Regions from separate parts of the Homo sapiens genome. Here region 2 is linked to region 1. Evidence: chromatin contacts called from ENCODE Hi-C or POLR2A ChIA-PET data. All regions are on one chromosome and are shown on one strand. Each heading gives the region's core, a stretch centred on a gene start or an enhancer-like site at or near the end of the contact. The rest is flanking DNA. Distances are from core to core; before and after follow the strand shown. Region 1 holds the start of SEC14L1 (SEC14 like lipid binding 1). Region 2 overlaps SEPTIN9 (septin 9).

Region 1 (2,711 bases), core at 145-2,644:
GCTCAAGGGATCTGCCCACTTCAGCCTCCCAAAGTGCTAGGATTATAGTCATGAGTCACGGCGCCTGGTATAGAATTCCCATCTATAGTACTAAGGTTTAAACAGGTTTGGAACTTTCTCTGGTATGTCTGGCATACCTCTCAGAGGAGAGGTCATGGTGGAAAACATCGCCATCTGACAGTGTGAAAACGGCTAAGGAATGACTCTGGGTGACCACGAGTAAGCCATTTGACTTCCCTAGGACTCAGTTTCATCTCTGTAAAATGAGGTTTTCGGGGAGATGATCTTGAAAGACTTCCACCTCTAAAACCATGAGAATGAGAGCCAAACTCCCAAGTTCTCCAAACTCAACTTGAAGCTTTTCTAATATTCATCTTGATTATGCGACTGACACATCCTGATGTGCTGGGACCACGTTCTTTTTCTTTTGCAAACCTTACAGTGTTGGTGCACAGTGGGAATCCAATCATCTTTTAAAAATTTAATTGGGAATATTAATTTTAGGGTACTCTCCCAGATATGAGGACGATAACCGGGTACAAACAAGAGTTGGGGGAAGAAGCAAAAAAGCGTAATGCTCGTTTAAGAAACGGTAACATCCATTCAGGATTCCACCGCCTGGCAGAACTGGCTACACTCACTTAAGAACCTGCTAATTCACGAGCTTGTGAACCACAGCCAGGTCTCAGCTGCCGATGCTCTGGTCCAGATAAACGCCCTACGCGGGCATCCGGAGTGACAACGACCAAGTGGCATCCAGGAGCCGGACGGCCTCCATTGCATGACAATCGCTGTTTAAACAGGAGCCAAAGGCCAGACCCACTGAACGCATCCCGAGCAGGCTCGAGGGGCGGCCGGCGCCCGGGGCTGCTCAGCAGGGGTCCCGCGCGGCTGAGCCCCACGGGGCCAAAGCCCCGACCGACGGGAGAGAGGGGCGGGCACTGGCTCCGGACCCGAAACTCCGCTCTCAGCAAAAAGCGGCTCCCGGGAACTGGAAGCCTGGCGAGGTGGGGGTGGGGGCGGGGGAGGGGGGCGAGGGGCGGCGAGGGGCGAGCAGGGGGGCGGAGGGCGAGCAGGGGGGCGGGGGCACGGCCCGTTTCGGGTGCCGGGCCGATGGCAGCCGGGGCTGGGGAGGGACAGGCTCAGCAAGCGGGCGGCCGGGAGTTCCGGGGGGCCCGCCCGAGAGGCGCCGGACTCCACGGAGACCGGGACCGGGGCGAGGGCGCACTCGGACCCGCCGCGACGACGCGCCTACCTCTTGTCAGAAAGGCCGGGCCTGGGACACGGGGTGGCGAGGGGCGCTCATACCGGCGGCTCCGCGGGGCAGTCTCGGTTCCACTGCTCCGCGACCGTAGCTCGACCGCCGGTTCCGGGGAGGGGGCCGGGGAGGCGGGAGGGGGAAGGGGCGCGGCGACGGCACTTGTGGTTGTTACGGGTGACGGGGTGGGCGGGGCCGGGCGCCGGGAGGGGCGCGCGTGCGCGGCCGCGGCCGAGGGAGCGGGGGCGGGAGCGGGCGATGGTTGCTAAGAAAGGGGAGGGGGGAGGACACCCGGGGCCCGAACTGCGCAGGCGCGAGCTCCGACCCGCGAGCGTGGGAGGAGCTCGGAGAAGGCGCCGGCCCCGTCGCACTGCTGGATGTGCCCGAGGTCCTCGTGGCCCCTCCCAGTTTTGCGTCACTTGTTGGGGGCGGGGCCGGGCTGGGCTTCGCGAGTAGCGGGCGGAGGCGGAGTGAAGCCCCAAGGGGCTGCCGGCGTGCAGGGGAGGGGTTCGGCTGAGCGGGAAAAGGGAAGTTTGCGGGAGGTCAAAACCACCGGGGCCCTCCCGTATGGCTGCTGCTCTGAGGCCTGCCTCTGGTCGCCCTGGCGGCTGCCCCCGTGCTTCCTCATTTCTTGTTGACTGTTCAGGAGCACCAGGCTGCTCGCGCCAGTGCCCCGACCGCATTCTCGCCGAGTAATGGGGAGGAGGCGGACGCCGGTGCTGCGCGGCCCAGGGCTCGGGAGGGCCCGGGTGAGCCCGGGTGGAGCCCAGCGGCATCCTTGTCAACACATCCAGACGGCTCTAGTGTCGGGCCGCGGGCTTGAAACTGAGACGCGCGCCCAGGGCCTGCCCCTCGGAAACGAGGGTGCCAAGGTGGGGCTGCTAAGTAGCTCCCGAATTTCAGCAGGAGAGCACCGTCCAGCCCCAATTTTCAATCCGGTACCACTGAGACATTTTGGGGTCCTTAAGAGGAGCTCATGACTAGAAAGGGGCACCTCGCATGCCCACCCACACAGCAAAGCTGGTTTTATAACCAACATGCAATTTCACTGTCAAAGTCACTGTTGTTCCGTTCACATTAGTCACCCTGAGTGGCTGTACATTTCATGCTGCCATTGGACAGAACGTTTTTGGACCTGTTTAGGAATTTCCATCAAAGCCAGTTTACCAGACACACAAGCAAATCATTCATGGCCTCATCACCCCTTGTGTTCCACGTCAAACCATCATCTTCCAGCTGGGTCACCTACATTATTCACTACATTCAGTCTGACTGGCTTTTGCTTGTTTGTAGAAATCACATCCACCGGCCGGGCGCGGTGGCTCACGCCTGTAATCTCAGCACTTTGGGAGGCCGAGGTGGGCGGATCACGAGGTCAGGAGATCGAGACCATCCTGGCTAACACGGTGAAATCCCTGTCTCTACTAAAAATACAACAGATTAGCCGGGCGTG
Region 2 (2,711 bases), core at 84-2,583, 180 kb before region 1:
TGGTGGTGATGGGAGACGGTGACAGATCATCAGGCATCAGATTCTCATAAGAAGCACGCAACCTAGATCCCTCACATGTGCCGTTCACAATACGGTTCACTCTCCTATAAGAATCCAATGCCATGGCTGATCAGACAGGAGGCAGAGCTTGGGCAGTAATGCGAGCAATGGGGAGTGACTGTAAATACAGATGAAGCTTCGCTCGCTTGCCAGTCACTCACCTCCTGCTGTGCAGGCCAGTTCCTAATAGGACACACGGGGCTGGGAACCCCTGCCCTAGAGCCTCCAGAGGGCTATGCCCAGTGGACACCCTGATTTCAGCCTGGTGACCCTGATCTCGGATGTGTGGCCTGCAGAGCTGTGAGAGGATGGCTGGGCGTTGTTGTGACCCAGCCAGCTTGTGGCCACTCGTTACAGCAGCTGCAGGAAACTGATGCAGCGCCACAGACGGAGCCAGGGCTCAGCTCACTGGAGTTGCTTTCTGTTATTCTATTTCTTCCTAAAACATTGTGTTAAGCCAACCACTAACAACCACTGACTCCGATGGGCAGGAATCGCAGAGGTTTCTTGGTTTGTTTCTTTAATCCCTTTTCCAATTTTGAAATAATATTCCTTGTTGGTTTTTCTGATTATAAATGTAATATCTTTCTTTGTATTGAGTTTAGAAACAAGAGAAAAAGTAAAAAGCAGAAACCCCAGCTGGGCAAGGTGGCACGTGCCTGTAATCTCAGCACTTTGGGAGGCTGCGGCGGAAGGATTGCTTGAAGCCAGGAGTTCGAGGCTGCTGTGAGCTATAATTGCACTACTGCACCCTGGCTGGGTAAAAAGAGTGAGACCCTGTCTCAAATTAAAAAAAAAAAAAAAGAAGAGGAAGAAAACCCATTAACCTCACTCGAGACTCTCCATACGAACTCCTGCTGTGGGGCAGGGAAGCCCAGGAAGGCCCCACGAGGCTCTGACCCAGCCTGGCTGGCGGTGGGAACTTGGGAACAGCCCCGAGTGAGGGGCCGGGCTATGACTGAGTTCATTCACCCAGCCACCTCCTGCACGCTGTGCACACTATGGGTTTGACGGCCAGGGCTGGAGCACTTGCTGAGCACAGCCTTGACCCTCAGTTTTACCCAGCATGGTTTGGCCTGAGGTCCATCTCCCCTCCGTGCCTGAAAATCCAAACATTTTGGCCCAGGCGGGGGATCACTTGAAATGGAAAACCTGGCAGCACCGATTGGCTCTGAAGAGGCAGGAGTTAGTCATGAGCCGGCTGGGAGGCGAGTGCAGAGGTGGTGAGGTAAGGCCAGCAGAGGGTGGGGGAGGCGAGGGCCAACCTCTCACCGCGCATGGTGTAAGCACTAAGGGGGCACTTCACCAGGCCAGTGCAGACCCAGGCCCCTGCGGTGGATCCCCCGCGGTCCCTCCCTCCAGAGGAACACTGAAGAGGTTTCTGTGGTCCTGTCTTAGATTCAGAGGCACATTTGCATACTAAACGCACTGAGTAATCCTACAGTGAGGGAGCCGGGCTTGGTTTAACCCACCTTTTCCCAAATTGGACCAAAGGTTGCTGTCCCAGGAAGGCAGGGCCCTCAGGCCCACGGCTTTGGGAAACTCTGGTTGTGCCAGCCTATGAGCCCAGCTCCCAGCCACCCCAGCCTGCCCACACCCTGGAGTGGGCACTGTTACCCAAAAGCCCCTTCCAGACAGTTCTCAGGGCGGCATCCCTGTCCTTCACCCCCCATAGACCCCTGGCCACTTTTCTGCGACATCAGCATCACTGGTTCACAGCTCCTCTTAATTGCAAAGTGGGGCTCAGCGGCACAGGCTGGGCCTGGCAGGGCGGGAAGGAAGAGCGAAGGCCACTTTGTCTCCAATAGCACTGGCCGGGCTCTGGAAAGGCCGGAACCCACAGACAGGAAGGAAGTGTCACACTCACTCAACCTGCTTTGCGTCAGCCAGGGGGCATCTTGTAGAAAGAAGTTAGGTGGTCGTGGCCGGGTGCAGTGGCTCATGCCTGTAATCCCAGCACTTTGGGAGGCCGAGGCAGGTGGATCACAAGGTCAGGGGTTCCAGACCAGCCTGACCAACATGGTGAAACCCCGTCTCTACTAAAAATACAAAAATTAGCTGGGCATGGTGGCGCATGCCTGTAATCCCAGCTATTCAGAAGGCTGAGGCAGGAGAATTGCTTGAACCTGGGAGGTGGAGGTTGCAGTGAGCCTAGATCACGCCACTGCACTCCAGCCTGGGCGACAGCGCGAGATTCCATCTCAAAAAAAAAAAAAAGAAGTTAGGTGGTCATTCTTCAGTCTCTGGCTTGGCCTAGGAACTGCTTCTTTTTCAAGATGCTATCAAATGCCTCCTCCATTAGGAAGCCTTCCCTGGTTGCCCCCTCCACTCCTGTCCTTGCCCCAGAACACGGCCCGGCCCTCACGGACAATCCTGACATCAGAGCCTAATAGAGATTTTCCTCTTCATGGAAATTCATACTCCAAACTGAATATGTGTGCAGGATAAGCCCCTGTTCCCATGTGAAACAAAAGTGAAAGGTGCGGATCACCTGCCTTTCCCCACCCCTTCTCACAACAATCTGGGCTCCACAGGGGCCCAGTAGGAGCCAGGTCCAGTTCAGCCGCCCCAGGTGCACCATCCTGGGCACCAGCGCCTCTGTCCCCTTCCACGAAGCACAGCTTCATCCCCTGGTACCCAGTGGGGAGGGG

Evidence for each region. A loop is a pair of places that touch in the nucleus more often than their neighbours do. ChIA-PET counts read pairs that join two places held with the same protein, here RNA polymerase II (POLR2A). Pooled maps may share reads with other maps.
Region 2: a map of tibial artery shows a loop between it and region 1 (2.3-fold over the local background). The contact joins the enhancer-like site here to the promoter of SEC14L1 in region 1. A Hi-C loop is called at or near these places in 5 of 168 maps with a recorded cell type or tissue (B cell, OCI-LY7, ascending aorta and 2 more), 24 of 37 single-sample maps with no recorded cell type and 15 of 50 pooled maps. POLR2A ChIA-PET finds 5 or more read pairs at or near these places in 6 of 52 experiments (A549, GM12878, PC-3 and 3 more).

What each region holds. Positions count from the first base shown.
Region 1 is chr17:77,139,652-77,142,362 of GRCh38, reverse strand. SEC14L1 (SEC14 like lipid binding 1) reads right to left here and starts at 1,394. Exons shown (of 17, transcript NM_001143998.2): 1 at 1,256-1,394. LOC105371901 (a long non-coding RNA gene) reads left to right here and starts at 924. Exons shown (of 5, transcript XR_934988.3): 1 at 924-1,007. RefSeq lists silencers at 622-916, 1,081-1,530, 1,541-1,750, 1,901-2,110.
Region 2 is chr17:77,314,858-77,317,568 of GRCh38, reverse strand. The region is part of intron 2 of SEPTIN9 (septin 9); the gene reads right to left. Among named protein-coding and RNA genes, the nearest start is that of SEPTIN9-DT, 34 kb to the right of the region's middle. RefSeq lists enhancers at 1-708, 2,381-2,711. Within about 2 kb of position 1,333, at least 15 of the 41 ENCODE cell types and tissues checked have a DNase peak (open chromatin) inside an H3K27ac peak, as active enhancers do; they include ascending aorta, where a contact is called at or near this core.